Linked DNA regions of Homo sapiens: all the other regions are linked to region 4. Evidence: chromatin loops called from intact Hi-C (ENCODE). Cell type or tissue: heart left ventricle. All regions are shown on one strand. Region 1 holds the start of LOC124909420 (a long non-coding RNA gene). Region 2 overlaps HACD2 (3-hydroxyacyl-CoA dehydratase 2). Region 3 overlaps ADCY5 (adenylate cyclase 5). Region 4 holds the start of ADCY5 (adenylate cyclase 5).

Region 1 (8,000 bases), 61 kb after region 4:
CGCCCCAGGGGAGGCCAAGCCCAGCCCTCTGTCTTTACTCCATGGTGTCTTTTAATCCCCCAAAGCAACTTTTTATCTTCCTTTGGGCCTCTGAAAAATCTAAGCATGTATCATCCTTCCTGCAGGGAAATGCACCTCTGTGGATGCAGAGAAAGCTCAAAACCATTTTAGGAGGATCTAGGCTCCCACAGGCCACCTGTTCACCTGGCAGCAGAGCTCCTGCCAAACAGGTCTCCCATGAGGAGGTGGCCCTCCATGGCTCATTCCACCAGAGGGCACAGGAGGGAAATGGGCTTGAAGACGCAGTGGAGGCATTCATTTAGGGTGAGCAAAAGATGGACACCAAACTGGGCAATCAAGGGGATTATAAAGGCTGCTTTGACATCCGGCCACTAGCACAGCATCCAGGTATGACCAGCTCCCTCTTCTTCCCCCATTTTTCCACAAGAAAAAGCCAGGCTTGGCTGTGAGCTGCATCTGCTGGGGAAGGGTCGTAGGGGACGGCCTCTCTCCTCTAGCTGATGGCCCAAAGTGTCTGTCCAGCTTCCTGGCCTGAGACTGAAACTGGCATCGTGATGGCTCAGGGATTGGCAGTCATCCTCACCCCCATCACCGGGAACACCTGCTCTGTCCTGGTGCACCCAGCCCTGTACAGGCCCTGTAGGAAGCCAGGCCCTTCCTACGGCTTTGCCCTCATTGTACCTCTCCTCTCTCCACTCTTGAGGAAGGCTAAGGGCTATTTGTAGCCCCCCATAGAGCTAAGCTCCCCAGCGAGCACTGCACCATTTGTTTTTTGTAGTTGCAGCTCAGAAGGCCTGCATGGACATCTGTGCACTGTCCGTTAAATTAGTTTTTGGTGGTATTCACTTCAGGCTGGAGTTTGTCCTATTCAGAGCCACGGACAGAGAAGCACTTAATTCTGGTAGAGTTGACTGACCCTGTGGTCAGCGAGGGGGAAAGTTATAGGTTTTTCTAACCTCAGGGTTAGTGTCCCTCTCATCTGCTTGTCACATGCCTCTCCACATGTGCCGCTCTGCTGGGGGCTTCACCAAGAGCAAGAAACAGATGTGGGCCTGTATGGAACCAGGAGTGGCCAGCATGGTGTGGAACGTGTGTGTGCGCATGTGTGTGTGCTCGCAGCAGGGGTGTGGGGGTGCTTAGCTCTCTTTTGCGAAAACTCTCCCTGTACAAATGGACCCTACTGGTATTGGGAAAAAGTGGTTTGAAGATTGAGGCAGGGAGAGTGGTCAGGACTACAAATCCTAGTCCAGAGGAAAGTCTCGAAGCTGCGTTCCTAACTCTTCTGAACCAGTTCCTCTCCTGGGCCAGACATTTTGGCAAGGATCTTCTGAGGAGATTTGCTGTTTTAGTCATATCCTCTTCTCCAGAGTGGCCGATCTGAGCCCTCACTGCTGTCCTCTCTGTAGCTCCCAGTCCTGTGTCTCCACCAAGCCCTCATGTTTTTGCAGATAAACTTCCTGCCTCATTGAGGACGTCATAAGCCTTCCCTCTCCATCTCAGCCGACGTCCTGCACCTCCTGGCTTCTCAGAGCAGCCCAGTTCCTTCTCCTGCCCAAGGCATTCCCTCCTTTGACCTGGCCTCCATTCTTTCCTTCTGGCCACCTTCCTCCCTCCTTCCTTCCATGACTCCTGGCCTCCCGCCCCGCCTCCTTCCCCAGGTCCCTCCTGTAGAGGCTAACTAGGGACACAGGTCCCCAGTATAGAAACACCTCCTTCACTCCCTGGCGTGCCTCCATCTCTCACGTCTCTCTCCTCCAACTCCCCACTGGCCCTCTTGACAGGATAGTTCTCAGCGTATGTGCCTCCCCAATCTCACAGAGGACCCTCATGGTGAAAGCAGCCCTTGCCGCTCATATTGGGGGCCCCTGGCTGCCACATGATGGGTCTCCTTCACCTGGCACTGCTTGCTCTGGCCCCACTCCCATTCTTGTCTTTCTTTGGCTGTTCCCACTCTGTCTGTTGTTTTGGCCTCCTCTTTTCTTTTCCTCCTCAAGCATTTGTTTTTCCCAGGGCTCCATCTTGGGCTCTTTTCTTCCAGCTCATTTTGTCCATCTCTGTGATTTTGTTAACCCTCCCCATATCTGTCCCTCTGGCCCAGCCTCTCCGGAGATGCACCTGCACATTTCCAGCTGCCTGTTAGTTATTGCTCCCTGGGGTACCTTAAACCCATCATGTGTACCCCTCACTCATCCACCCCACTGTCCTCACGGAGACCGGCTCCTCCACTGCCTCTCTTCTCTGTCTTATTTCCTGTCATTCTCCCTGTTGCCTGCTTAGAAACTGAAGTCATCCTTGACAACTCCCTCTCCTCGCCTCCCACTTTCAGTTGGTCATACAGTGCTGATGGGTTTGGCTCTGAAACGTCCCCTCCATTCCTCCAACCTCCGCGGCCCCTCCCAACCTGCCCTGGTTAGACCTTCATCATCTCTCATCTGGACCATTGCGCAGCCTTTTACTTAGCTCTGGGCCACCTTCCATACAGCTGTAATGCGACATTTCCAAAATTCAGGTCTGAGCACATCACTTCCTTGCCATTCTGGCCCAAAATACTGGCTTCCCCCCATCTTCCCTACACCCCTGAACAGCTGTTCTCTTCTGCCAAGCTTCTCTAGAATGCTTTCTGTCCCTCCAGTGTCTTGTCCCCCTTTGCTACTCATCTGCATTCCAGAACCCACCTCAAATATCACCTTCTCTGGGAAGCCTTCCTGGGTCACCTTCCAGCATTCAGGGATGGACTCTTTCCTTTCCTTTCTGGTGCTCCTGTGTGACCACACACCGTGACCAGCTGTTGTACTCTCCTGGTTTTATCTGTCTCCTCCTAGACTGGATGTGTCTCAAAACCCAAGATAGGCCTTATTTATTGCTGATGTTGCCAGTCCTAGCAGAGTGCCTGGCCTGCCATTGGGTTTAGTACATGTTTGCCTAATTAATGTTGTGTTGAAAGGAAATTCTTTTTTGCATCTGCAATAGGCCTTTTTAAGGGGGGTTACTATTTCCCTTGATTTGAATATCTCATGTTTGTCTATGACTGGGCTGGGCCGGGTCAGGATGAATGTCCTCCTAGGTAAGAGATGAGCTTCTCTGCGGCCTTGTAGATTTGTATTTTTTGTTGTTGTTGTTACTGTCACCTACTTTGCACTCTGTAGTTTACCCCCAGCCTCCTGCTGTGCTGATAAAATCCTGGGCAATTAATACCTACTCCCAAGTCAATGGATTTGGCTGGATTGATTTTTTTTCCCCTGGCTAGTTTCCCCAACCCTGGCATTTTCTATGAAAGTAGAAGAGGTCTCAGAGTCTAGGCTCATTTAAATAACAATGTAATAAATATCACATGGGCTCAAACATCACCAAGGAGGTAAATGTATTAAAAAGCATCGATGCATTTCAAAGCCTGATACCAATGATTTTCAGATTATTCTTGGAATAGCTCTCACAACCCACACACATGAATAATAAAATCTGTGTATACACATACATGTGTCTGTGTGTATCTACATCCTAATTCTGTGGGTTGTTATATTTGTACCATTGATTATAGGGACGCAGCCTTGAACCCGGTAATTTAATCAGTTTTTGTTGAATGAATGAAGTAGTGAAGAAATGAATGGACTGGAGCCTGAGGGAGTACCTGTTTCTCCTCTCCTTGAAGGTCCAGCACTTTCTTATGGATCCTAGTGTTTGCATGAGCTGTGCTGGGTCATGGCTCTGGCTGTCGTCTTTCTCTGTTTTGGAGTGGCCGGTTTCTGCTGGAGGTTCCCTTCCACGCTGACGGGCTTAAGACCTTGGGTCATTTGCATTATGATGAGAAGACCCAGCTGGGCTATATCTAGGAGAAGTTACAGGAAACGGGGTGGGGTCGGGGGCGCTGGCAGGCAGCGTGGGAAGAAAGTTTCTGCAGCCTGCAAAGTAAAAAAGACTGGTCAGGGGTGTTTCCTGGACGTCCTTGAAACTGCCCAAGGAGGGTGAGGTGCCCCTCCTTGGCTAACAGATTTGGGCCCATGGCTCAGGTAGCCTTGAGGGAGGGTCGGGGTATGGTGACCATATGATTTAGCAGCAAAACCAGGACTCTTTTGAGAGTGGAAGGAGAGAGGGTGCTGTTAATAATTTGTTCCAGACAATAGGCATAACGAGACTATGCTGAGCAAATTGAAACATGTCTCCTAAGTAGAAGATGGGCCAGTTCTGGGGGCACCCCAGTTCCTTCCAGAGAGCACATATGGGTGGGGAGTGGCAGCATGAAGGACAGTGTTCTGAGAAGCCAAGAGATGGCCAGGGTGGAAGATAGGATCCCTGGAGCCACTGGTATGCCGTGGGGTCTCTCTCACTGGGCCTCGGGGCTCCTGGTTGACGTTAAGGATGGTGGCCTCTGCCGAGGATGAGGGGAGCCAGGGCTCAGTGCCTGGGCCCCAGGAGGAGAAAAGTGTCAAGGCTGAGTCACCCAGCTTGGCAGCTGGCCCTGTGCCCTCCTGTCCACCTAAAGCTGAGCTGCTTCGGGCTCATTCATGCCTTTGAGCCTTTCCTGACCTCCTCCTGGCCTGGAGTTCTGAGGAGAGCTGCATCTTCTGGAAGCCTTTCCATGGGCCTGCTTGGGCTCTCACGCTCTGCCTCTTTGACGGTCCTGTGGCGCTGTCACTTAGGCTTTGACCTCAGGTCAGTGTCAGAACCTTTCTGAGCCTCAGTGTCTTCATCAATAAGATAGGGATAAGAGCACCTACCCTGGAGAGCCGTCTTGGGATTAGATACAGGGTGATGGTGGTGACGATGATTCTCAGCCTGTCCACGAAAGAAGTCTTTTTTGTAGACTATAGAGAGAGGTAAGAAAAACGAAAAATGGGAGAATTATCCTGATAGCTAGTATCTACTTTAACTCTGCAGCTCTTGATTACAGATATTATTCTCCATTTTACAGATGAGAAACTGAAGCACAGAGAGGTTAAGTAACTTGTCCAAGATCACACAGCCAGTAAGTGTTATAGTGGCATTTGGACTCCAGCTTTTCTAGCTAACTTGCGGCTGGATGGGTCCCCATGCAGGAGTTCTGGGAGCTGGAGGGGCAGGGGTAGGCATTCAGAACTTTGGTGGGTTTCCTCTCCCACCCTGTACACACCCCTGTCTCACCATCTAGGTCTCCAGAATGTAGAGGAGTCATGATTTTAGGCACCAAGACTATGTGTCTGGCTGGGGCTAAGTGAGGCTTATTTATAAAAGGTTTTAATAAAATAAGCACTTTGGCTCTATTAACGTTCCCTCCCTCTCCTTTCTCCATCCCCTCTACTTGCCCTGCTCCCACATACTCACAGCCACACACAGACTACAGCACTGGTCGTGCGTGCGTGTGTGTGTGTGTGTGCGTGTGTGTCTGCAGTGGACATTTTTTGCCCCTAGAAGGATGTGTACCGGCTTTCCCCTGCAGTGTGAATGTGTGGTTCTGGCTCCAGGGTGGCCTCTGCAGGAAGGGCAGCTTGCTTAGATAGAGCCATCCAGAGCTGTGCTTCTGCCTGGTTCTGGAGTTTCTTGCTTGTTTATTTACTTACCGGGGGTGGGCTGGGGTGCCGGCTGTAAGGAGAGGGGGGCCTGCGTTCAGATTGTTCAGAGCCATCTGCTGTTTGCGGTAACTTGCCAGGCAGAGCTGCTGGGTGGCTGGCTTTGCAGTGTTCCCTGTAAATATTATGACTTTGAGGACCAGGGTGGGGTCCCAGGGACTTCAAGGAGACTGAAGGGCTGGTCCTCCTTTGTGCCTGCACCCTCTGACAGTCCTGTTGTCCCCCTTCCTCTCCCGGGCCGAGGGGTCCTAGGACAAAGGTTGGCTCCAGGAATAACAAGGAAATCAGAGTGGTACTAGTGGCCTCTTCATGCTTCCCAAGTTAGAAAACTTGGGATTCAGAGACTGTCTGCAGAGCTGCACTTCAGAGTGGGAAGGTGGGAAAGAAGAGGTGCCCTGGAGCTTGAGGCTAGTTCCCTTGGCTTTACTGGGGAGGGGGCAACACAGGAATAATCTGTGGGCGTAGTGAAATTTAGATGGTCCAGCAGTCCCCTGGAGCTTGGTTCTGGGGTCAGAGGAAGGGCAGTGTCTGTGGACACACCTGGCTTTGAGTCCTAGTTCCGGCCCTTGTGACCTGGGCAAGAGCCCGAGGTAATGTATATAAAGGGCATAGCAAGGAGTGGCGAAAATACCAGCAGGGCTTCGCTTCTGGGGCCATGGAGCCAACTTGCTGTCTGCGGGTGGCTGCACTCGCCCTGACCCAGGGCGACTCAGTCATTGTGCCAGAGGAGCCTCTGTAGCTCCATGTTTTTGGTTCCCCTGGGTTGGAAGATTCACCCTCAAGTCTAACCCAAGTCCTTGATAATATGTACTGTCCAGCCAACCTGTTCTGTTGTCAGAGGGGACAGCAGGTCCCACCTGTACTTGTGAGCTAAAGGCTGTTTATTTTTAAATCTCCCTCAGGGTCTTTTCTTGGGGCCTAGTGACATCAGGCCCTCTGACTCAGGAATCTTAAGGGTCACATGGTAATAACATTTGGGAGTTTCTTATTGGGTTCACAACTGCAGGGACTAAGGAGCAGTCATTACTGTCCCGGGAGCATGGACAGACTCCCTTACCCTCTGCAGGGCAGAAAAGATCATTTACAAGGCCACCCTTGAGGAAGGGTGGGTGTGTGTTTGTGTGTGTGTGTGCGCGCGCGCACGTGCCTTGCAGAAGGGTGTGTGTGTGTGTGTGCATGCCTTGAGGAAGGGTGTGTGTGTGCACCTTGAGGAAGAGTGTGTGTGTGTTTGTGTGTGTGTGTGCGTGCCTTGAGGAAGTGTGTGTGTGTGCACGTGCACCTTGAGGAAGGGTGTGTGTGCGTGTATGTGTGTGTGTGTGCCTGCCTGCATGTGTGGATGTGGATATGGGCTTGTGTACATTTTCCTTTCCCTCTGGGTTGCCCAGTAGTTTAAACCCCCTAGCTGAGATGTGCAGGGGGCTCTGCACAGGGAGCCGTCGCTGTTGCTGCTGTGGAGATGAGCCTAAAATTAGCCCCGTGGGCGGGCACTTTGCCATCTGGCATTCCTCTCCCTAAAGAGCTTGTCCATCTCCAGTAAGGTGGGAGCCTGGAATACCAGGGCAGCCCCTATCTACCTCACCGTGGCATTGAGGCTGAGCTGTGAGCATCTTCACATTTTCCCAGGCGATCAGAAGAATCTTACCCCTCCCCGCTAAGCCTTGACAGTTGCCACATAAAGCCATGAGTGGAGAGAGTGGGCCTTCGCGCTTGCCTCAAGTGCACGGCCACAGGGACGTACTTCACATTCCCGAGGAGGCGAGGAGGGCAGCTGTGGGCCTGGCTGCAGAGGGAATGATGCCTCCTCCCTCCCTTTCTGACACACACTATGGCTACTGACTTGGCTTCCCTGGAATTTCTAGTCCTGGGAGCAGGGCTCAGATTTCCAAAATGCGACTCCTCCCTACGGCCTGGGCTGCATTCCTGTTTACGTGTGTGTCCCTGTCTACCCACTCACCCCTACCAGGACGGGGCTGGGACTTGGCCATTGGTTGTGCGTGGTGGTCAGGGGTCACCTGTTAGCAAGGCTCGGGGCCCTGGGGTGGCCATGGGGTGGGGGTGGGGGAGGCTGAGGATGGCTGGTGGGAGATATGGGCCTGGAAGGAGTGCAGGGCCCAGAGTGGATTTCATGTTAAATTGAATCTTCCACCTATGCTGTTTTATTTTTCTTTATTTTGTCATAAAATGCATATGACATAAAATTTATCTTGTAACCGTTTTTAAGTGTGCCAGTCAGACATTACGTACATTCACCATGGTGGGCAGCCACTACCAGAATCCATTTCCAGAACTTTTTCATCATTCCAAACAGAAACTCTACCCATTAAACACCAACTCCATTCCTTCCTCCCCCCAGCCTTTGGTCATCTCTAATCTACTTTCTGTCTCTATGATTTTGACTAGTCCGGGTACTTCCCACAATATTTGTCCTTTTGTGTC
Region 2 (8,000 bases), 110 kb before region 4:
GTAACTCTTTCATATTCTTAATTTTCTTAAATTATAATTTCTTTGCAAGTGAGCACTTCAGGGCCCTTCATTCTTAGTATGAGTTGGGGTTGCGTCTTGCTCACGGTTGTGACAATGCAACTTGGCAAATACGGCCTCCAGAAACAATCAACTAAAATCCATGGAGGGGCTCATTTCTGTGTAGCTGTAAATGAGTTCCCACACCTCAACTTTTTCAAAGTAGGTGGTTTGTTTTGTATTGATAATAGAAGGATGGGATTTCTCAAATGCTGTGGCTGCAGCCCTCAATCTAAGATTTGCAAAGCTTTTATATTTATTCAGTGTTTTTCCTTTTAGAAATGAGAATTTTAAAAAATAGGCCAGTCGTGGTGGCTCACACCTGTAATCCCAGTACTTTGGGAGGCCAAGGCGGGCAGATCACCTGAGGTCAGGAATTTGAGACCAGCCTGGCCAACATGGTGAAACCCTGTCTCTACAAAAAGTACAAAAATTAGCTGGACATGGTGGCAGGCGCCTGTAGTCCCAGCTACTTGGGAGGCTGAGGTGGGAGAATCACTTGAACCCAGGAGGCGGAGGTTGCAATGAGCCGAAATTGTGCCTCTGCACTCCAGCCTGGGCGACAGAGTGAGACCCCGTCTCAAAAAATAAACAGACACCAAAACCCACCCTGAGATATGTTTTTTTTTTTTTCCGTAATACTGCAAAGAAGAGTTGTGGTTTTTTATTCATGTGGTGTGATTTGTGTTGAATGAAGTATTAAGAAGTGTTATATCTTTTCTGTGTCGTCTTCAAGATTAGATTGTGGAAGAGGCATGGGGGCTATGGTTCTCAGCTGACTCTGCAATATGGTTCCCCTCTTTATGGATGGGGATTAGAGGTGCAGGTAGTGGAACTGAAGATACTCTTGGTAAGATGTGACACTGTGCATTTAGTGAACTTTCATGTCAGAAATTGTACTACCAACTCTAGAAGTTTTCTTTTGATAGAAAATTGTAGCTCAGTCACAGCCCAGAGAGTTATATCTAAAGCTTAGTATTTGCACTTTAATTTCATCAACAGGCAGGGACAAAAGACCTTTCACTTAGGATATCCTGGATTTGTGGTTTCAGATATTTGCTGTGTGTGCCAGCTTGCACTCCTCCCTCAAACAGAAGACACTTTATTAAAAAATTTTAAGTGAATTCCAAAAAAATCATAATCACCTTAATATTCATCGGTAGCGTATGGCTCCAGACTGATTTTATTAGGTAACAAAGGTTGCCAGGTAGGAAGCAGAGCAGCCGCTAGGGAGACCCACCCCTCTTCCTACCAAAAAAATCTTTCCAGCCCACTAATTAGAGCTAACTGAATCCTCCCTTGAACTGTAACACTCCCTCCTCTGCCCCCCCGCTACTTTGAGAGGGCCAAGTTTTTATCAGTCATTCACAATGCAGTATTGTAAAGGAACTGCCATCACTTATTTTTAAAACCAGACACAGAACCCACCAAATTTTAGCAGAAGAGAACTCTGGAAGGAGAGCATCTTAGAGGGAAGGGGGGAATTCCTCCAAATTTCTCTCTCCTGGAATTCTGCTTTCACACCTGTGCCCAGCCTTCAGCAGTGTGGCTGGGCACAGAAACATTACTGCATTGTTTCCACTTAGCTGACATTTTAAAAATGAACCTTACCAAATTGTAAGAAAGAGACAAAAAGGAATAATTACCCAAAATACAGACAGTACAGTATAAAAACCACCATCCCCAAAGAACAAGTTTCTAATCCAAAGCTCTAACTCCCTTTTAGTTTCTGGGGGCTGGCGCAGCTTCTACTGGCTCTCTTTAAGCCTTGTTCTTACCGGGACCCCTGTCACAAATATGGATAACAAACATTTCTTATTCAGATTTAAATATTGCTTTCTGCCTGGGAGCATGTTTAGTGGTGGTGATGGCAGGGGGATGGGGGAGAAAGGGATGTAACCTAGCCAGGCAGCTAGCCTGTCTCCCCTGCTTAGAGGTTTCTAAGGCTGACCCCTGGAGAGCCGCCTGGGGAGATTGGAGGCCTGGGTAGGAGGTTGCCAAATCCAACCTTCCCCTCCTTTGCAATTAATTCTGCCTTTGTCATTTATTCAAATACAGTAGTTTTCCAGCATCCTGACAATGGAGCTCTAACGGTCAAGACCATAAGTGGTCATATTCAAACTTTAATCTTTCCCAAATCAGTTAAGCGCTTCAGACCAGACCAGCTTAGTAGCCTCCCTCTGCCTTAGCTCTGGTTCATTCTGTTGTCTCCTGATCAAATGTTCCCTGCTCCCCTCCAGACAAGGAGAGAAGAAAATGCACCTGCATCTTGTGCTCCTGATACACAAAGCTTCAGCCCCTGTTCTCTGAATAAACCTTGCTTTTTCACACCTCCATAATTTTGTACATATGGTTTCCTTGGCGTGGAACACCAAGCTCTGTTAGTTGTTCCCTGCTCTGTGTGAATGTAACTGAGATGAAGGAAAGGAAGAGAGAAATAGAGCATGCTCATTTGTAGCCTAAAGAGCCTGAGCAGGGAGGGTGGAAGACTTACCCAGGTATACACCACCTGGTACCTCGCACTTTGCAAGCACTCAGTGAGCAGCACCCAAGTATGAGGCAAAAACAGTCCCCGAGGATTTCTGTGCCTAGTTGGAGTTCAGAAGGGAAAGCTATGAAGAGAGCCCAGATCAGGGAATTTTATCCTCTGCTGTCCCTGCAGGAACAACTAAGTCTTTCTTTGGAATGGAAACCTATTATTGAGACCTTAAGGTGCCTTCTCTATGAGATAGTATTAGCTGGCTGTCCAGTCCGTCAGAAATCAACCCAGGGCACACCCTGTTGGAAACATTACTAGTCGTTTGACAAGTCAGACACCTTCCCTCTGGGCCTAGTTTCCACATGTGAAAAACGAGGGCATTGGACTGAATACGTGATGATCTCTATCATTCCTTACAGCCACTCGTTCTGAAATTCTGTGAACCTGTAAATGTGATGTTGCTTCAGAAATGAATGTCAATGATCTGAGTAGTGATGTAAAAGGAGGGTACGCTAGATGTTTAAACGTGCCAAAGTATGAGTGTTTGGAAATTCATTTCAAGTACAGTAGTTCTACTACCTTTTTCCCTCTAGATAAATTTTGAAAGTCCCATCAGAATACAGAATTGAGAGAGGACACACACAACACGTTTTCTGTAACAGACGTTTACTATGGTCACCACTAGATGGCACCCTTGTATTAGTAAGGAGATTTTTCTCAGAAATTATAGGGCTTCGGGATGACTTCTAATAAAAATAGATAGTAATTAATCAATAGCTGAAACTGAGGAATGAGCAAGTTAAGCAGAGAAAATAGAAATGGATGTTTTTCTATCACTGTCTGATGACTTGATCCTTAAGATTCGAGGTAAGGAAAAGCTGGAGCTGTCTACATTGCCCTGATGGAGATTATTTTATAAATATTTCTTAATTGTAAAGCATAAGATACCTTTAAATCCAACATGAGTTTGATTTGCTTGATGAAAATGGGTGCCATATTTCAGCAGTTCTTTGGTGCGATGGTTTGTGATAGTCTGAAGTCAACCTTACACCTATTCTTAGCTTCAAAAGCAAGGTTAGTCCTGCAAAGTTGGGAACACCAAGTAGTTACCAAGTTGAGTAAATCCTGTTGAACCAAAAAGTGAAAACTTGAGTCATCTTTTAGCCAAAGAATAATTTGATTTATGCTTCTGTGGCAGGAGTTGAACAATGTGTTAAAAGGGAGCAAGAAAGCTTCGGAAAATTTGTATGACCGTGATATGTCATTTTTATAGTTCAGTTTCCTTTTCTTGGGAGAGGATTTTTTTTCTCTTCATTCACTGTAAACATCTTTCCATTAATTTTTAAAAATATGCTATTTTTTTAGAGCAGTTTTAGGTTCACAGCAAAATTGAGAGGAAGGTACAGACATGTCCCATAGGCCCCCTTCCTCCACGCATGCATAGTCTCCCATTATCAACATCCCCAACCAGAGTAGTACATTTGTTACAATTGATTAATGTACATTGACACATCATTTTTGTCCAAAGCCCATAGTTCACTCTTAGCATTGTACAATCGTTGGGTTTGGACAAATTTATAATGACATATATCTAATATTATACTGTCATACAGAGTGTTTTCACTCCCACTCTGGGGCTTGTCTTAAAAATCTTCTGTACTCTACCTGTTTATCCCCCAGAGCCCTGGAAGCCATTGATCTTTCCACTGTCTCCATGGTTTTGCCTTTTCCAGAATGTCATACAGTATGCAGCCTTTTCAGACCGACTTCTTTGACTTAGTAATATGTGTTTAAGTTTTCTCCATGTCTTTTCATGGCTTGATAGCCCATTTCATTTTAGCACTGAATAATACCCCGTTGTCTGGATGTACCACAATTTACCCATTCTCCTAGTAAAGTACATCTTGGTTGCTACCAGGTTTTGCCAATTGTGAATAAAGCTGCTATGGACATTTGTGTGCAGGTTTTTGTGCAGATGCAAGTTTTCAAATCCTTTGGATAAATACCAAAGAGCATGATTGCTAGATTATATGCTAAGGGTATGTTTAGTTTTGTAAGAATCTGCCAAACAGTCTTCTAAAGTGTCTGTACCGTTTTGCTTTCCCAAGAGTAATGAATGAGAGTTTCTTATTCCACATCCTCTGCTGCGTTTGGTATTGTCAGTGCTCTGGATTTTGACCCTTCTAATAGGTGTGTAGTGGTGTATTGATTATACATGACGTAGAGCATCTTTTAATATGCTTATTTGCATCTGTAGGTCCTCTTTGATGAGGTGTTTTTTGTTGTTTATTTTTTTGAGACAGTCTCACTCTGTCATCCAGGCTGGAGTGCAGTGGAGCAATCATAGCTCACTGTAGCCTTGAACTCCTGGGCTCAAGTGATCCTCCTGCCCCAGCCTCCCAAGTAGCTGGGACTACAGGTGTGAGCCACCATGCCCAGCTAATTTTTTTAATTTTTTGTACAGATGGGATCTTGCTATCTTTCTCAAGCTGGTCTTGGCCTCAAGTGACCCTCCCACCTCAGCCTGGTAAAGTATCTTTTAAGGCAGCGGTCCACAACCTCTTTGGCACCAGGGACTGGTTTCGTGAAAGACATTTTTTCCATGGACTGGGGATAAGGGGAGGGGGTGGTTTTGGGATGAAATTGTTTCACTTCAGATCATCAGGCATTAGATTCTCATAAGGAGCACTCAACCTAGGTCCCTTGAATGCACAGTTGACACTAGGGTTCATGCTCCTATGAGAATCTAACACTGCTGCTGATCTGACAGGAGGTGGAGCTCAGGCAGTGATACTCACTCACCTGCTGCTCTCCTGCTGCGCAGCCCAGGGACTGGGGACCCCTGTTTTAGGGTCTTTTTAAGTTTAGGATAACAGTCCTTTGTCAAATATTATCTTTTGCAAATATTTTCTCCTGGTCTGAGGCTTGTCTTTTTATTCCCTTTACAGTATCTTTTGCGGAGCAGAAATTTTTAATTTTAGTCAAGTCCAGTTTGCCAGTTTGTTGGACTTCAGACATTCTAATAGGCGTGTAGTGGTAGTTGTTGTTTTAATTTTTATTTCTCTAATGACAAATGCTATGGCACATCTTTTCATATGCTCATTTGTCATCTTTTGGGGCAAGGTGTCTATTCAGGTCTTTGCTCATTTTTCAGTTGGATTGTTTTTTTGTTGAGATTTAAGAATTCTTTCTATATTTTGGATACAAATTCTTTATCAGACAGGTGTTCAGCAAATATTTTCTCTTGCTCTGGGGCTTGTCTTTTGATTCTTTTAATAGTGTCTTTGAGGAAGCACAGATTTTTAAATTTAATAATGTACAACTTAACCAGTTTTCCCTTTCATGGATTGTGCTTTGGTATTGTGTCTGAAAACTTGTTACTATAGATATCTCGATTACCCTGATTTGATCTTTACATATTACATGAATATGTCAAAATATCACATGTACCCTGAAAATATGCACATCTATTGTATATCATTTTTTTTTTTTTTTTGAGACGGAGTCTTGCTCTGTCACCCAGGCTGGAGTGCAGTGTCATGGTCATGGCTCGCTGCAGCCTTGATCTGCAGGGCTCAGGTGATCCTCCCACCTCAGCTTCCCAAGCAGCTGGGACTACAGGCGTGCACCACCACACTTGGCTAGTTTTTGTGCTTTTTGTAGAGATGGGACTTCTCCGTGTTGCCAGGGATGGTCTTGAACTCCTGGGGTCAATAGATCTGCCTGCCTTGGCCTCCCAAAGTGCTGGAATTACAGGCATGAGCCACTTCACCCGGCCTCAATTTATTTTTTAGAGATGGGGTCTTGCTGTGTTGCCCACACCAGTCTCAAATTCCTGGCCTCAGGTGATCCTCCCGCCTCAGTCTGTGATCCATTTTGAGTTAATTTTTGTGAAAGGTGTCAGGTCTGTGTCTAGTTTTATTTATTTATTTTTTTACATATAGTCATCCAGTTGTTCGGCACGATTTGTTGAAAAGTCTATTCTTTCTCCATTGCGTTGTCTTTATGCCATTGTCAAAGATCAGTTATTGCTGGATCTATTTCTGGCCCCTCTGTTCTATTGATGTATATGTTTATTATTTTGCCAATACCAGGATTACCTTGATTATAAGTCTTAAAATCTGGTAGTAGAAGTCCTCTAACTTTATTCCTTCTTTTTTCAGTATTGTATGGGTCTTTTGCCTTTCCATATGAACTTTGGAATCTTTTTGTCAACATCTACAAAATAGCTTCCTGGGATTTTGAGTGGGATTGTGTTGAATCTATAGAGCAAGTCGGGAATAATTGACACCTTAACAATATTGACTCTTTCAATCCACAGACATATAATATTTCTCCACTTATTTAGATCTTTGATTTCTTTTATCATTGTTTTGCAGTTTTTCACATAGCAATTCTCTGTTTTGTTAGAGTTATATGTGTTTTTATTTGGTGTTAGTATAAATGATTTTTTTTTAACTTTAAAATTTTGGTGGTTCATTGCTGGTACAGAGAAAGGCAATTGACCTTCATATATTGATCTTATATCCTGTGACCTTGCTATACTTGCTTATTAGTTCTAGGATTTTGTGTGTGTGTGTGTTTGTAGATTCTTTGAGATCTTCTATATAGATAATCATATCATCTTTGAACAAAGACAGTTTTATTTCTTGCTTTTCAGTTTATTTACCTTTTATTTCTTTTTCTTGTCTTACTGCACTGGCTAAGACTTCCAGTATGACATTCTTCATATTCTTTACTCAATAAGATAAAATTATTCCTAGCTCAGTTTTCTCCCCAACCAATTTTGAAGGCATATACACTTTCTACTTCATTTTTACTATCAGGGTATAAAATTCAATGTCTATTTTTTTAAGTTCTTCTGTATCCTTACTTATTTTTTTGTCTGCTTGACCTGTCTTGCACTTAGAATGATAATGTTGTTAACATCTCTAAGTATTAATGTGTTTCTAATTTTCCTTGCATCTTCTATAGCAATTGCTTTAGCAAAAGTTGTTGCTATGTTATTTGATGCATAAATATTTATAACTGTTATTTCTTCATTGTCAGTTGTGACTTTAGCATTTAAAAAAGTCTGTCAGATTTAATGCTTTTTTGTCTTAAATCTTACTTTATCGGAATCAAAATCATGACCCTCTACTTTCTTTTGTTTCCATTTGCCTGATATGCCCTTGTGCATTCTTTTATTTTGTGTCCCTTAATCAATCACTTTAATATTAGCATAGAGTTGGGTTTTGTTTTGTGAGCCAGTTTGAAAATCTTTCATATAATAGGTGAGTTAAGCTCGTTCATAGTTTTTGATATGACAGGTATGTTTATCTTACTCTGTTACATTTATGTTATAATTGCTACATACTCTGTTATATTTGCTGTATTTGCCTACCTGATGTGTTTTCTTTATTTTCTTTAATTTTTTTTCGAGAGATGGGGTCTCACTGTGTTGCCCAGGCTGGAGTGCAGTGGC
Region 3 (8,000 bases), 74 kb after region 4:
CCACCCCTCCCAGGGACTGGGATTTGGCCAGACTGTGAAGATGAGAGTTGAGTGACCACGTGGGTGCTGATTATCAGGATGGTGGAGAGGAACGGTTTCTGGGCTCATGGTGAGAATGAGAGCAGGCGACTGCTATACCTGAGCTGGTTATTAGCTTTGTTCAGAAGCTTTGGTTGAGTGCTTTTACTTAAAGCTTTGCAGAGTGCCCAAAGCTCATACCAGTTTGATTGTTTTGTTTGTTCATTCATTCATGTATCCATTCATTCATGCAATATTTTTTGAGTTTTTTTTTTTTTTTTTTTGAGATGGAGTCTTGCACTCTCGCCCAGGCTGGAGTGCTGTGGCATGATCTCGGCTCACTGCAACCTCCGCCTCCCGGGTTCAAGTGATTCTTCTGTCTCAGCCTCCCGAGTAGCTGGGACTACAGGCACACACCACCACACGCAGCTAATTTTTGTATTTTTAGTAGAGACAGGGTTTCACCAGGTTGGCATTGTGCTAAGCACCTTCTTTCTTCGTGCTGGGTTATGTCTCCTTGTTTGCCTCCACACAGAGAAAAAGCACTCCATGCTTGGAACACCAGAGGATGCAACTTCCCCAGGTGGTGAGCAGAACAGGCCTTGCCCTCATGGAGCTCACAGTCTAGCAGGGAAGTTGCACACTGATGGAAAATCACACTGGTCATGATAGAATGGTGGCTGACCACAGCACTCAGAGGGAGGGAGGTGTGGGCCTATGATGGCTGTTGTGGGGGGACCCACTCTGAGAGGTCAGAGAAGCTTTTCAGAGGAATTGAATATTGGCTGAGTCCACAGGAAGAGTAGGAGGTAACTGGGCAAAGAAAGGTGGGGTGGGGTTTTCTTGGGAGAGGGGCTGGCACATGCAGAAGCCCTGTTAGGATGGAGCAGGGACTGGAGCCAGGGGCAGTGATAACAAGAAGTGGTGTGAGATGACACTGGAGAGCAGAAGGAGCCAGATGACTCGAGCCCGGAGAGCTGAATTAAGGAGCTTTTATTCCAAGAGACTTGGAAGTTCTATCAAAGTTTGAAGTGGGAGAGGAAGTGCAGTTTACATGATCCGATGTGTGTTTTGAGAAGATCATCGTGGCTGCTGTGTGGAGCTCCAGCTCTTGTCTGCTGTGCGCTTGTCAGCTGGAGGTGGACAGGTGTGTGTGTGTGGCGGAGAACACGCGTGCAATTTTAGAAGGGCTGGAGCCGAGCCTTCCCTCTTCTTGCTGGGGCACATCTCCTCATTGTTTGGCTCAGCACAGAGAAAAAGCACTCCAAACACCAGAGGATGCAGCTTCCCCCAGGGGATGACAGGAGTTCACTGAATACAAAACCTAGTTCTTGGAAGAATGCTAGTGGAGAAAGGAACTATTGTCTAAAATTAGGCTTTGGGACTATTTCAGTGAAAAGTAATCTTCCTGCCTGGTCTTGCTGAGGGCTCGTCCTGGTTTCCCCCTCCTGCCTGCCCAGACTTTTGTTCCCCATTCTCATCCTCCTTCTGGCCAGTTCATCATCTTCACTCACGCCAGCCACTCTGCTCTGGGGCCACCTGGGACTAAGGTTGAGGCGTTCATTGTTATTTATTTTGGGCCTCTGTGGGCACACACATAGTAGGAGGGTGGCCCATTGGCTGGCGGTGATTTCCACTCAGCAGACAGTGTCCTGAGGCCCTGAGTGGGGTGAGACCTCTAGGAATAGGTGTCCCCTCCTTCTAATGACACTTTTCTCAAAAATATACAGTCTGGACTTGGAGACCACCCTGGGCCTCAGGCAGAAAGAACATATGCTCCTCCTTGAAGAAATTTTGATTTCTCTTACAAATGCACGAAGGCCAAGAACCCCTTAGCTGTCCTAGTGATTCTTAGGCACTCACTGTGAGGAAGACAGTCCACCGTCCCAGAGCTGGGACTCCACGCAGGCCTTTGGAGCGTGGCAGGAATCATGGCAGCGATGGTGATGAGGAGTTTTAACCCAAAAGCTGTTGAGAGCATGTGTGCAGTAGCCCCTTAGCTTAACTGTGGCCATCTCAGCTACACTCTTGGCATTTCCTTGCTCTTCAATTCTGTGGGCCCCCAAACTGAGGGCTGCCTTAGTCACAATCCCGCTGAAACAGGCAGGACTGCCCAGCAGACCTCCAGTCTCCCTTGCACCCGGGCAGCCTTTGCCCTGGTGAGCAGGCGGATTAAGGCCTTTCAGGGCTACTGCACACATGCTCTCAACAGCTTTTGGGTTAAAACTCCTCATCACCATCAGTACCATGATTCCCGCCATGCTCCAAAGGCTCGCGTGGAGTCCCAGCTCTGGGACTGTGGGCTGCCTTCCTCACAGTGCGTACCTAAGAATCACTAGAATAGTAGGACAGACATACTGACATGGACAGGTGAACAGGCATTCACTACCCAGGGCTAAATGAGGCCCTCGTGGTCACTCTGCCCAGCCTTTCAGCTATCCACTTGCTACACAAATGCCCTATCCAGCATCCCCCACATGCCAGAGTGCCCAGCACAGTTGGCCCTCAGGAAACACTGAAGGATGAAATAAGCTGTTAGAATGACTGGCCTGCTGGAGACCTCTCGTCCCTCTGACCCCTCGAGCATTCTTGGGGCAGACTCTTAGCTGAAGACATTCTTTCCCAAGAAGCAAGATGGCGCCAGCTGACCTTGGATTATAAATATCCCTCATTCTCCAGATTGCTCTGAGAACTGGGAATGGGGGGCCTGCCCCAGACTGGTGGCTGAGCCCAAAAACAGGGTGCACTGAGCTGTTGGGGTGATGCCTTGAGGACCACTGGGTCCCAGAGTCTTCAGGAAGCATGCCCTGCCAGTGCCCCCTTGGCTGAGATTACTGGCAACAGGACCTGAGAAAACTTAGCGTCTGGTTTATCTCTGTTTGTCGTCCACTGAGGAAAAATGAGAGTATGCTTCCTTCTCTGAGGCAGAGCTGTTTATATCTGCAGGTTCTTGACACACTCATGCATACTTTCACACACACAGACTGGAAGATAAATGAGTCCTCCACGTCGAACTTCTCAGCAGTGAGCCGACACTAACCAGATCCCAGCCCTTTCTCCTCGGGACAGATGTGCTGCCCTTGAAAAAGGGCTGGGGGCAGGGGTGGAGGTGTCACCAGGGGATGGGGCCTGTGAAGGGGCTGACAGATGGTGAGAGGCTTAATTCCTCTGGAGGGTAATTTGTGAAGACCTGGGCTGCAGGTGAAGTCTAAGTTAGAGGGAGAAGAGGAACTTCTCAAGGAGAGATATGAGTGCCCATTGATGGGCACTTCTCAACCCTTCAGTGTGAGCTCATCATGTGCCCCATAATTGGTGTCCTTCTCAACTTTCCGTCTCTGTCAAGGTCTCCATAAACATTCAAGTTTCCCCAGGCTTGGGTGGGTCAGTCCCAAATCTTGCCAGTACTTCCCTTATAGAATCTATTGGATTCATCCCTCCCTCCCAGCCCCAGCCCCGTCTCTTGAGTGCAGCAGCATTCCTAGTCTGCAGACCCAGCCTCCAGACAGATGCTGCTGCCCCCCTTTTGCCAAAGAAGACAAATAGTTCTTCCTTCTGGGGTGGAGCCAGTGTAGCACAGTGATTAAGACCATGGGTTTCAGAGTCAGTTGGCCCTGGTTCAAGTTCCAGTGCCACTACTTCCTAGCTGTGTGGCCTGGAGCGAGTTGCTTAACTTCACTGTGCCTCACTTTCTTTTTGTCTGTAAAATGAGAATTCTAATTACACCCAGCCCATAGTGTTGTCCCGAGGATTAGATGAGGCTATACCTGCACACTGTAAGCATCTGGTAGACAGTAGCTGTTATTAAATATCATGAAACAACCCCCATTACCAGCTTGTAGTGGCTCCTTATTGCTTGTGGGACCAAGCCAAGCTTCCCATCCTGGCAGACAGTGGTTCACCATCTGGGCCATTTGACTGATGCAGCTTCATCATCTGTCGCTCTCTGATCCTGCTATGGTGGCCTCTTCACTGCCCCACCTGTGCTGTGATTTTTTGAGGACTGTTGTTTTCATTCAAAAGTTTCCCCTCCACACCCCAACCCTACTCAGCTCCCAGCCCAAACCTTACCCCCTCCCTGATGCCTGTCTTGACCTCTTTGGCCGACAGAGGCATTTGCAATCTGAACTTAGCCATGTCATTCTTCAGCATCCACTTGTGTGGTTTCTCCTGTGTTTTCTACCTTAACCATGAGTGCTTATGTCCCATGGTGCTGCCCATGTACTGTTGCCTCCCTTAATATGGAGATTTGGGAGTTGACCATATGATCACTAGAAACTTCTCCATCGAATATGCGGAAGCCCTATCCTGATTTTATAGGAACCAAAAGGTAAAGAGATGTTTCCCAAGGTTGCCAAATCACCCTGTGGTAGAAATGGGAGTAAAGCTCCAGCCCAGAGCCTATGCTTCGCCAGTCCTGATCCTCTGCTACCTGCGGGGGGGTCGGGGGGGGGGGGGCGTGATGCTTCTGGCCTGTTGGCTAAATTCCACAGCTCAGCAAGTGTCGGTGATGAAAGCCGGGCCCAGCCTCGTGAGTGCTGGCAGAGGGCTTGTTTTGACAAGAGCAATTTAGCTTAAGTGACTTGTGCTAGCACTTGGGGTGCTCACAACAGGGACCTGACTCACTCCTTTGTCAAGGACCTCTGTCCTAACTCCCCAGCGTCCTTCAGGGCAAGGAGTCGTTTCTGTGAGACCCTATGGATGGGGGCGTGAGAATCTGTCCCTTCCGTGGCCTTCATCCTTCCAGTTCTGTTTTGGCTCTTGGGGCAGCCCAGCTGAGACTTGGAGACTCCAAGAAGAGTTCTCCATCCCTCTGGTATCAATCCAGTTTGCTGCATTAAGCAGGAAAGCCAATGGCATGGATAATGCCCAGCGACAGAGGACTTCTAAATGCGCTAGATGATTTATAGCAGACTTCCTCTCTTCATTATTTTTGGCTCATGCTGAAGTCAGATCAGTCTGTATTCCTCATGTACATACCAGCTGCCTGGAAATGGCTGTGATTGGGACACACCAGTCATTACTTGATTTGTGTGCCCCTGTTCCTACTCGAACATTTATTGAATACCTGCTGCATGCTAGGTGCTGTGGAGGTACTGGCAGCTCCATGAGACTTGGCCCCAGCCTAGCTGGCTTTGGAGGAATGGTTTGCTGTGGATAATTCCTAGAGTGAATGAGAACCTTAACCGGGCAGGAGAGAACAGGTGGTTGAGTGTTGCATTGCCACCTCTCGCAGTATCCCTGCCTTTTCCTCTGCTTGTCAGGGTTCAGCTTGTCTGGGTTCAAAGGTGGCTTTGTTGGCTCTACTTTCTGCTGTAGCTGTGGCCTTCTTTTAAAAAATTTTAAAAACCAGTTGACACACGTTCAGACTTGCCAATGCTGATTTTTTAACGGAGTGGTCATTTGCTTAGGATAGCAGAGTACAAAGGACACACCCAGGGTTTCTTCTCATAGCAGCTTCCTTGGTGCAGACTTTGACTGACAGCTGACTTTCAGGAATGATCCTGTTGCCAGCCTCTTGCCCAGATGGGCTTACCTGCCCTTGTTGCTGGTGTGGGGCACAGGCACCCAGTGGTTTTAGGGGTGGGAGGCAGGCATGTGTGTTTCTCTTGAGGTACTCTTGCTCTGTCATCTTAGGCATGTGGCCAGGAATAGCATCTGGTGTCGTGGGCTTAAATTCCACTCCAGTCTGCCTTTCTGAGGACTCGGGGCTTTTTCCCTCTGGGAAGGGGTGCTGCTTCCTCCAAATAGGGAGGAAAAGGGACACTCTCCTATCTCCTTGCCTGGGTGCCCTCAGGATGTGGGTGCCATGCGTGGGCTGATAGCCTGCCCAGTTGGGCATTGTGATGTTTCCCTGGATCTTCCTGCATCCTGGGGAATGTCATTCTCTGCTTATGTGTTGGGGGTCAGAGCAGTGTGGGCTGCTTCTGAGTCCTGGGAGAGAGGTGAGGGGGTCCCTGGGGCTGGGGGTTGATGGATGCCTGTCCTTTGGCAGCTAGGATTACGAGCATCAATGTTTAGGGCCCTCGAGCAGAGAACATGGGGCAAATTGAGGTGAGAGAAGTGTTGGGCCAGCATGGAGGCTCACCTTTCAGGAGACAACCAGGGCTCCTGGACAAGTCCAGCAGTAAGTGCAGTGTCAGCAAGTGCAGAGGAACACCAGCTGAATGAACAAGGGGCTAAGAGGCAAAGGTTCTGCATAATGGCCCAGCAGAAGGTGGGGCAGGGCCCCAAGCCCCCAAGCCCTCCTCTGTGCTCACTGCAGACCCCAGGGACTTCGCCTGCCCACCTTCTTCAAATCCCCTCACTCCCCTCTCCCCTGCCCCAAATCTGGCTTAGGAGCAGCCCAGGGCCCAGCTATCCCTGAGGGGAGGCCCTGGGGCACCTTTTGCTTTTCTGCCCTTCACTGTGTAGATATGCAGGGGTGGGGGTGGGGGACAATCAGGCAGGAAACTGAGCTTCAGATCCCATGCTACCCACACCTGGCCTGGCCTTCGCTGCTGATGGGGAGTGCCCTGAGGCATTGCCCACAATGGGTGCAGAAGTGGCAGCCTCATCCCCAGCTCTTGCCCCATCCTCCAGGCCTGGCTGAGAGATACCGGCTGCCATGTGCAATGCCCCGAGGCTCAGGACCAGAACCCGGCTTGGGTCCGGCCGCGTGCCACTTCCCCTGGGAGACAGTACTCTGGTAAAGCACCCAGGCCTGTGCCTGGTGCTTCAAGACAGTTGACAAATTGCCGATGTTCTTATCTTCTCCACTCTCCTCAGGGGACTGCGATCGACTGGTTGGAGCTCTCAGTTTCTTGCTTTTACTAAACCTAGATAGGCAGTGGAAGAATAATTGCTTTCCTGACATTTTATATTATCACCTTATTTAGTCCATCATCTTAATCTTTACACAGTCCTTGAGAAGTAGATAGTATCATCCCTATTTTGTAGGAGAAGATTCTGAGGTTTACTAAGGTTAAGTTACTCAGTCACCACCACACAGGGGAAAAAGGATGTGAACTTGGAGCTTTGATACCAGGTCCTAACCAGATCCCACGTTTTCCCCACAGCATGCTTCGTCTTCTTGAGATACTGCAGAGCTCACTCCTTCTTTCCTCTGGGCCGCTGTTTGTTACCGTGCAGAGTCTGGCCACTGTGCTTCCTTCCGTCTTGAGAATCAGCCCCTCTGTCTGCTTTGTCTCTGCTCTGGTTTCTGGGCTTAGTCCCAGGTCTTGTCAGGAGCACTGCTCAGATGCCTTCAACCATTCTTGGAGTGGCCTTAGTGTTTTCACACCTCCAGCCTCATCCTGCCTTCCCTTGGCTTTGTGTGCCCTGTGTGTTGTGATTTCTCCCTTCTGCCCCAGAGCACGTGGTGGGAAGGGAGGAGGAGGAAGTGGGGGAGGAACGGAGAGGGCAAAGGGGAGGGAGGGATGGGATAGGGGCTTGCCATCTTGATACTCAGACCTAGAAACCTCTGCTGTTTGCAGGTGTATTGGGGTCAAGGCTAAGCTGCCGTAACAAAGAGATACCAAAATACAGTGGCCTTAAGAAGATGGGAATTTATTTCTCTTGTGTCATAGTCTCAAAGTGATGGGGTCCAGGTTGGTAGGATGATTCAGTTCCATGGGGTTGCTCCACCACTTCTAAGGACATTATCCTCATTCATATGGTCAAAGCTGGGTTTGGAGCCTATCTATGTTGTAGCCCAGAAGAACGTGTTTGATAATGGGATGGGAGGTGACATGGGAGCTGCATGTAGCACTTCCATTCATACCCCACTGGCATAGTCATGACCACACCTTGCTGCAAGAGGGGCTGAGAAATGCTGTCTGTGGCTGGGCAGCCATGTGCCCAGTGACTGTGTATTGCCTGGGAAGAACAGGGCAAGGAATTTAGTTGGACAACTTACAGTCTCTGCCACAGCCTTTTAAAAATTATTATTTTTAAATAAAACGGTTAATCTTAATTATTCTAAAGGGGGCGGTGGTGTGATAATC
Region 4 (8,000 bases):
CAAGTAGCTGGGACTACAGGCACACACCACCACGCCTAGCTAATTTTTGTATTTTTAGTAGAGACAGGGTTTCACCACGTTGGCCAGGATGGTTTCGATCTCTTGACCTCGTGATCCGCCTGCCTTGGCCTCCCAAAGTGCTAGGATTAGAGTCGTGAGCCACCATGCCCGGCCTTTTTATTTTTTATTTTTTTTTTGAGACAGAGTCTCATTCTGTCAACCAGGCTGGAGTGCAATGGCATGATCTCGGCTCACTGCAACCTCCACCTCCCGGATTCAAGTGATTCTCCTGCCTCAGCCTCCAGAGTAGGATTACAGGCTCACACCGCCACGCCCGGCTAATTTTTGTATTTTTAGTAGAGACGGGTTTCACCATGTTGGCCAGGCTGGTCATGAGCGCCAGACCTCAGATGATCTGCCTGCCTCAGCCTCCCAAAGTGCTGGGGTTACAGGCATGAGCCACCATGCCTGGCTGGACAAACTTTTTGATTCCCTAAGTCTGTTTTCTCATCTTTATAGTGGGGATAACCTTCCTCAGAATAGTTATCTGACAATAAAATGTTTACAGACATACAACAGTTGCTTAGTAAATATTAATTAGTCCATCCTCCCTTTCTTAGACATCCTTCCCTGCTAGACCCAGGTTTGACTTCCAGGCCCTTGTTTGGCCCTCACAGTGGGAAGTGACACCCCCTCTCTCTGAATGCCCGAGGTGCTGTTTGCACTTCTATTGAACCCAGAACTTTGCTCTGACCTAGAGATAGTGGCTAGCTCTTCTCCGTCACTGACTTGTTCGACTTGTTCCCGGTCTAGAGTTTGGTCATCTCTCTATCCTGGTAGCAACTAGCACAATGCTTTGTACATTGAGGGTTCTCTAGAATTTTTATTGACTAAATTCATGTTTTTTTTTACAACTTGGCTAATAGTGGAATACTCAAAGGCTGGATTACCCAAGGGTTAGTTTATTCTGACCTCTTGGAATTTTTCTCCTCCCAATTTGTAACTCTGGCAAGGTTTATCTTCCAGTCTGCAGAGATGACCAGCAGAGAGAGACAAAGAAGGAAGCTCACTTAGACCTCTAGGCTCCCTGTCAGAAGCTCTGGGGAGAGAGTTGGAGGATGAAGAAGGGGAAAGTAAAAGCTGTTTACCCCCAGGCTGGGTAGGAGTGTGGTCTCCCACCTCTCCAGGGTTTAGACTGTCAGAACTCCAGCAGGACAGCTTGGGGGCAAAGGGAATTGGGTAGACACATCATTCTACAGGCCTACGTCCTTTTTGCCTAGCAGTCGAATCCTTCTCTCCATTCCTGCCTCTTGTGGCTGGTGCTGTGTATCTAGCCATTTTCCCCTTCCCCTGCTTCCCCCCAAGTGGGCACGCCAGCTTGCTCAGGTGCCCATCCTTCCTGCTAACACCTTGTTAGGTTAGGGAGGCAGTCTGGCGCTGACGAAGGACCTTTGGGTGCCAAGTTAGTAGACCTGTGTGACCTATAGCAAGTTGAATAAGCTCCCAGAGCCTCAGTTTCTGCATCTATAAGCTGGGAATAGCTACACGGTCTCTGTCCTCTGTCTCATCCTAGGATTACTGACGGGAACCAAGTGAGATTTATGAGACTTTACGAACAGGCAAAGAGCGCTTTATAAAAGCCAGGTGTTTCCAGTGTTCACTGTGGGGCTTTCTCCTGGTAACTACCCACCAAAGCCTCCCTGTCCGCCCCGCCCCGGCTGCATCGGCCTCACCCACTGCATCACCATCTTTTCCATCACTGTCTTCCTGCGTCTCAGAAGTCCTGTTTCTGCATCTCCCCTGTCCATTTCCGGGTCTGGCTCTCCGGCCCCTGAGACCCCTCCAGGGACTCTGTTCTCCTTCTCCTTGAGGCACTCGCTGCCCAGGCGCCCCCCACCCGGTGCGCCCTCCTTTGGCACAGCCGCCGGGCCAGAGAATCGCCCAATAAGAGCGCCGGACTGTAGTCTGACAGCTCCGGAAGCGGCCAATCGAGCCGGGCCAGGGAAGGGGGGCGCAGCGCCGGGGCTGAAGTTGGGTTAAATGGGGGGAGGGGGATTAAAGGGGGATACAAAAGAGGGGAGCTAGGACTGGGGGCGCTGGAGCCCTGGCCGGGGGCGGGGGAAGACCGCGCTCCACCCAGGTCTGGTGACGGGACCGCAGGCTGGATGCGGCTCCTAGTCCCAGGGAGGGAGGGGCGCAGCGAGAATTTTAGGTGAGGAAGGGGAACTGGGGTGCCCGCGGCCAGGCCTGAGGATGCCCGCGGGGCGCCGAGGCTGGGGCCATGGCCAGGCCGGGGGCGGAGGCGGCCTCGCGCGGCTGTGAGCCGAGGCCCGGGCGGCGCGGGGGGCGGGGAGGCAGCGGGAGGAGGGGATGCGGAGGGCTCTCCGGCGGCGGCGAGCGGGCGAGAAGGGAGGAGCGGCGCGAGCGGCCGGAGCGGCGCAGGGCCCGAAGCGTGCATGGCGCGCCCTGAGCCGGGCTCCCGCGGGCCCCCCCGGAGCGCCTCTCGGGCGCCGCGGCTCTCAGGCGGGCCCCTCTGGGCCGGCTGCTTCTGAGCCCCGGCGCTGGATCTCTGGATGCCTTACTCCCCGGGAGAAGCCTGCCTGCGTCGGGGCAGAACCGCGGCAGCGCTGCGCCGGATTCCGTCCTCCGCCTAGTCGTTCCGCGCCGGCCGCGGTGGGCCCGCAGCCGGCGACGAGGAGCTTGGGGCTTGCGAAGCGGGCGCGACAGCTCTCCGGGCCGGCAGGTCCCGGCCGGCCCCGCTCCGTTTGCGGGAAAGGGAGAGGCGAGAGGGGAAGGGCCGCACCGCAGGAGCCGGTCCCTGACCCGGACCCCGCCCCCTGCGCGGACGCGCCGAAGGCTCGGCTCGGCTTTCGCCGGGGCCACGCATCCACTCTCGCCGCGAGAGGTGGGGGATGCGGGCAACGGCCCCCCCGGGCTCCAGGACCCTCCCCCCCGGGGCTCCGGAGCTGTTGCTCCGCCCGTCGCCCCCTCCCCCGTCCTCTCCACCTCCCATCCCACCTCCCCACCCCTCGTAAGAAAATAATGCTGGCTGGCGCCCGCACCTCCCAGTCGCTCCCAGTCCGCTGCGAGGAAAGCGCACCCGCAGTGTCTCTTCGCCGGGACCCCCGCCGAGCCGCCCTCGCCGCCGCCGAGCCCCGAGAGCAGCTGGGCTCCGCTTAGGCGGAATCAGCGAGCGCCGCGCCCGGGCACTGCCGGCCCGAGGAGGCACCGCCCGCAAGGACACCACTCCGTCCCGTCTCGTCCGCAACTCCGGCCCTCGTCGAGCTCGACGCGAGCCAGGATCCCGGACGTCTCTCCGCGTGCGGCGCAGCAGCAGCCAGACCAGTCCCTGCGACCCCACCTCGGAGGCAACTCCATTTCGGACCTGGGACTTCTGACGCGGATCCTCAGCTACTTCTCACCTCGGGGCTGTGCCCTCCTCCTCCGCTCAGGACGGGGGTGCCAAGATGCCCCGCTGCAGCGCAGGGCCCCGGGCCGCCCCCGACGTGTGACCCTAGCCTGGTCCCCCTGCTCGGCCGTCCGCCCTCCCCTTGGAGACCCCCGGCCCGGCTTCCGGGGGAGGAGGAAGGAGACGACGAGGCCGAGGGGGGGATGTCCGGCTCCAAAAGCGTGAGCCCCCCGGGCTACGCGGCGCAGAAGACTGCGGCGCCGGCGCCCCGGGGAGGCCCCGAACACCGCTCTGCGTGGGGCGAGGCCGATTCCCGCGCGAATGGCTACCCCCATGCCCCCGGGGGCTCTGCCCGCGGCTCCACCAAGAAACCCGGGGGGGCGGTGACCCCGCAGCAGCAGCAGCGCCTGGCCAGCCGCTGGCGCAGCGACGACGACGACGATCCTCCGCTGAGCGGTGACGACCCCCTGGCCGGGGGCTTCGGCTTCAGCTTCCGCTCCAAGTCCGCCTGGCAGGAGCGCGGCGGCGACGACTGCGGTCGCGGCAGCCGCCGGCAGCGGCGGGGCGCGGCCAGCGGGGGCAGCACCCGGGCGCCCCCTGCGGGCGGCGGCGGCGGCTCGGCGGCGGCGGCTGCCTCGGCGGGCGGGACGGAGGTGCGCCCTCGCTCGGTGGAGGTGGGTCTGGAGGAGCGGCGGGGCAAGGGGCGCGCGGCCGACGAGCTGGAGGCCGGCGCCGTCGAGGGCGGCGAGGGGTCCGGGGATGGCGGCAGCTCGGCGGACTCGGGCTCGGGCGCGGGGCCCGGCGCGGTGCTGTCCCTGGGCGCCTGCTGCCTGGCGTTGCTGCAGATATTCCGCTCCAAGAAGTTCCCGTCGGACAAACTGGAGCGGCTGTACCAGCGCTACTTCTTCCGCCTGAACCAGAGCAGCCTCACCATGCTCATGGCCGTGCTGGTGCTCGTGTGCCTGGTCATGTTGGCCTTCCACGCGGCGCGGCCCCCGCTCCAGCTGCCCTACCTGGCCGTGCTGGCGGCCGCCGTCGGCGTGATCCTCATCATGGCTGTGCTTTGCAACCGCGCCGCCTTCCACCAGGACCACATGGGCCTGGCCTGCTATGCGCTCATCGCCGTGGTGCTGGCCGTCCAGGTGGTGGGCCTGCTGCTGCCGCAGCCACGCAGCGCCTCTGAGGGCATCTGGTGGACCGTGTTCTTCATCTACACCATCTACACGCTGCTGCCCGTGCGCATGCGGGCCGCAGTGCTCAGCGGGGTGCTCCTGTCCGCCCTCCACCTGGCCATCGCCCTGCGCACCAACGCCCAGGACCAGTTCCTGCTGAAGCAGGTAGGGGCCGACCTGGCCACCGGGACTGGATTGCGGGGCGGGCAGGCCTCAGCTGGACTCCAAAGAAAGGGATCCCACCCTCACCCTTTCGAATGGTGAAAAGAGCCAGAGAGACAGGGCTCGGCCATGTAGGCTATTTGGGAGCTTCTTACCCCACTCTGAGCCCCAGCGGCTTCATTTACAAAAAGAGTGCCCTTGTGTCGTTTGCAGTGTTCCTTGCCCCTTAGATAACGTGTACTGAACTGTAGCCATCACTGTGGGAATGCAGTGAGGAAGGTTGGAGGAGAAAATTATAAGGAGTGTTTCCCATCTCTTCCTGAGCTTCTGTTCCTATATACAAAAGGCCCCTAACGAAAGTGGCTGGACCCTCTAGCAGCCACCCCCTCGTGAGTGCCACTGCTGCTTTGTTAATCCAGCCCTGGATAGAGGGTTGGTGAGGGGACACCCTGCACCCCTTGCTCAGTGGTAAGGAGGAGGTAGCATGAGCCTGCCACCTGTCTAAGGCTGGGGATTTGGTAGCTGGAGATATCCCTGAACTTGCAGAAGGACTGACAAGTTTGTTTCAGTTAGCAGAGCGCCCCAAGCCAAAAACCTGCCCTTCGCTAAAGTGGGAAGGAGCCTCCGAGATGTGTGTGGTGGCAATTCCCCTTCCGGCCTGAGCAGAAAGCTGTTGTTGAACATCATGACCCCTTCAAGTGGGTGCCCCTGGTCATTGCTTGTGGTAGGGACATTTTATCCCTGCTGGGATTTGTTGGGTGAGTCTAGAACTGCAGGTTCAGGAAGAAATACAACTTTTGCCTGGTTAGCTGGTGACTCTCTTAAAGGCTTCTGTGAGAGGGGCATGTTGGCTATCCTGACCTCAGGGTGAGAGGAGCCCCCCTGCCATCCATACCATATCTCCCTTTAGTGTCCTGTGGTCTGGTTTCCTGGTCCTCATCCATGATTGCTTCTGAACCTGCTTGTTTGCATGCTGCTCCACTGTGAGAGTCCACTGGGCCCTTGCTACAGGCAAGTCTCTTCACCTTGGACCCCAGTGCACACATCTGCCCACTGGTGTCTGCCTTCTCGAATAGAACCTCTTAAGGGTTTTCCATTGTCATTGCCTTCCTCTGTCTCCCCTCTTCTAGTGCCTTCTCTTAGACTTTTATCCTCTTGAGTACCGCATCTTTCTTGAGTTGCTCTCCTGTGTCCCCTGGCTTCCTGGACATAGTATTCTTCCATAGAGAATAGCACTGTTATGGGTTTCAGGGCTCTGGGCTCTAGCTGAACCTGCAGGGTGCTCTGTGACTGGGACGGAGGGGACACACAAGCTCTCTGGGCCTTTGCTACCTTTTCTAGAGAATGAGAGGAATGTTTATGTCCCTTCCACTTCTAACGTCCTCTGCCCCAAGCTGTACCCCTGCAAGGAACCTTCTTCTTCCATTCCAGCCACACTGACCTCGTGGTCTTCTGTATGATTAACAATAGAGTCAGAGGCACAGAGTGGAGCACTTATTCATTTTCCAGTGTCCACTTGTTTTGCTGTCTGTCCAGTGTAACCTCCATGGATGCACAAATCCCAAGGTGTATGTGTTTTTCCTCCTCTATTCTCTCACCCTTACCTAAGCACAGTGCAGAATACTTAGTAGGGATTTAATAACTGCTTGCCAATATAGTTGGGGTCCAGTGAATGGAGTAAGTGGGGCTGTTGATGCTAAGTTAAAAGTTTTTTCAGATCTGAGATGAGAAGAAAAAAAAAATCTTTAGAGACCAGCTTTGCAGAAGACTTTTGAGAGGTGGTGGTTTAAAAGTTACTACCATTGTTAGTGCTTATAAAAGCCCCAACTCTTTTGACCCGAGGACTCGTGCTTTCAGATGGTTGTTGTATCTTTGGGGACTGCTCCTGATTTGGGTGGATGTAGCTTTTCTGCAGAGGAAGGGGCATGTCATCCATATGGAGATTTTCAGGATAGTTCAGGGTATTTTGTGAACCAGACTTGGGACACAGGGTCTGATTACAGCTGTAGGTATGGTTTCTCCTGAGGGGGGTTGGAGTCAGATCCCAGGAAAGGGGTGCTGAGCCTTGGGGGGGGCCCCAATTCCACCTTAGCATGAAAATACCATTGCAGCAACAGAGTGTCTGTCTGACTGACTTCTCCTTCTGGTTCCTTAGGCAAATCCCTCTCCCTTCTCTCCCCACCCCCACTGGCTCCTACCCTGTTCTTTTACCCACTGTGGTCTTTAGACTTTTGCAAGGCTGTAGGATTTTGGGTGGATTTACACTTACTTTATATGATCTTCCCTGAGTGGTGCAGAGCTTGTTATGAGTGGTTCAAGACAAGGGAATGCAAACATTTCCTCTATTTGGCTTCAGAGAAAACTGTATCTTTTTTTGTTTGTACTTGATTTACCCTTTTGATTATGCCTCATATAAAATTTGTCTTTCTTGAGCAAACCCTGCTGGCTGGTGGGGGAAGTCCAGCATTAACCTCTGCCTCAGGTTACTCCAGAACAGCAGGCATGTAAGAGTGGTTGGGATTAGATGCCTTGTTCTTTTCTTTGTTGAGACACATGTCCAGGGAAATGGGTGGCAATGAGCAGTTCCTATGTTGGGGCTTTGGGAATTCCCCCTTCGGTGGCTTGGACACATAGTAGGCCCTCAGTAAACTGGACTGGCATTTCTTCACTGCTCCTCTTGCAAGGCTGGACCTCTCCCCCTTTACTCAGGTCCTCAACATCATTATCTGACCTGTGTATTTTATTCTTCTTCAGCCTCTCTTATGTGTGGGGCTCTGCCCTTGGCTCCAATTAGGAGAAGCATTTGGTTTCTTAACCAGTGGCTCCTGACAGTTTTGACTCAAGGGAGGAACAGGACACAAGGTGCCACAGCCCCTCTTGGTGGGATGGTGTTTCTTCCCTTCTCCATCCCTCTGGCTCTGTCCATAGTGTTTGTCACCCTCCCCCTCGGCTCCTTCTCTCTCTCTGCCTGCTCCTTTCCTCTCTGACTTCCTTTCTCTTCCCTCTCCCTCTGATCCCTGTTACTGTCTGCCCACCTCACCTCTCTGCTGCCTTCCTGCAGGCTCTGCTTTCCCATCTCTCCCTCCCTGTTCGAGGCCTCTCAGCCTCTGCTGTGCTCTTGTCTCACTGTCGACTCCTGTCTCCTCGCTGGGGTATAGTAGGAGCGTCACGGGGTTGTTTTTTTCTCCTCCTTTGCCTGTTAGAAGTCCCTCTGCTACACCCATACCATAAATAACACTGGAGCATCTGCCAAACAC

Evidence for each region. A loop is a pair of places that touch in the nucleus more often than their neighbours do. Peaks named below come from ENCODE experiments on the same cell type or tissue, not always from the same donor. Only the 100,000 strongest peaks of a DNase experiment are listed, where the experiment ranks them.
Region 1: it touches region 4 in a loop (2.9-fold over the local background); 16 of 110 quality-filtered maps call a loop at or near these places.
Region 2: it touches region 4 in a loop (2.7-fold over the local background); 22 of 110 quality-filtered maps call a loop at or near these places.
Region 3: it touches region 4 in a loop (2.3-fold over the local background); 16 of 110 quality-filtered maps call a loop at or near these places.

Annotation. Positions count from the first base shown.
Region 1 is chr3:123,382,665-123,390,664 of GRCh38, reverse strand. All of the region lies in intron 1 of ADCY5 (adenylate cyclase 5), which reads left to right. It overlaps LOC124909420 (a long non-coding RNA gene), which reads right to left and starts at 4,819. Exons shown (of 2, transcript XR_007096035.1): 1 at 4,737-4,819; 2 at 3,570-3,920. RefSeq lists enhancers at 3,907-4,407, 4,408-4,908. In heart left ventricle, no CTCF peak of the experiment used is centred here; DNase peaks (open chromatin) are centred at 3,874, 4,424, 5,424, 7,094 and 1 weaker place; H3K4me3 peaks cover 1,352 bases; H3K27ac peaks cover 8,000 bases.
Region 2 is chr3:123,554,469-123,562,468 of GRCh38, reverse strand. The region is part of intron 3 of HACD2 (3-hydroxyacyl-CoA dehydratase 2); the gene reads left to right. Among named protein-coding and RNA genes, the nearest start is that of HACD2, 27 kb to the left of the region's middle. In heart left ventricle, a CTCF peak has its summit at 3,221 (motif pointing right); no DNase peak of the experiment used is centred here.
Region 3 is chr3:123,370,232-123,378,231 of GRCh38, reverse strand. All of the region lies in intron 1 of ADCY5 (adenylate cyclase 5), which reads left to right. Among named protein-coding and RNA genes, the nearest start is that of ADCY5, 75 kb to the left of the region's middle. In heart left ventricle, no CTCF peak of the experiment used is centred here; a DNase peak (open chromatin) is centred at 4,601; H3K27ac peaks cover 7,835 bases.
Region 4 is chr3:123,444,158-123,452,157 of GRCh38, reverse strand. ADCY5 (adenylate cyclase 5) reads left to right here and starts at 3,068. Exons shown (of 21, transcript NM_183357.3): 1 at 3,068-4,746. The coding sequence starts at 3,613. RefSeq lists an enhancer at 4,007-4,906. In heart left ventricle, CTCF peaks have their summits at 4,115 and 7,195; DNase peaks (open chromatin) are centred at 2,397, 2,837, 3,324, 3,947 and 1 weaker place; H3K4me3 peaks cover 6,458 bases; H3K27ac peaks cover 6,135 bases; H3K27me3 peaks cover 1,419 bases.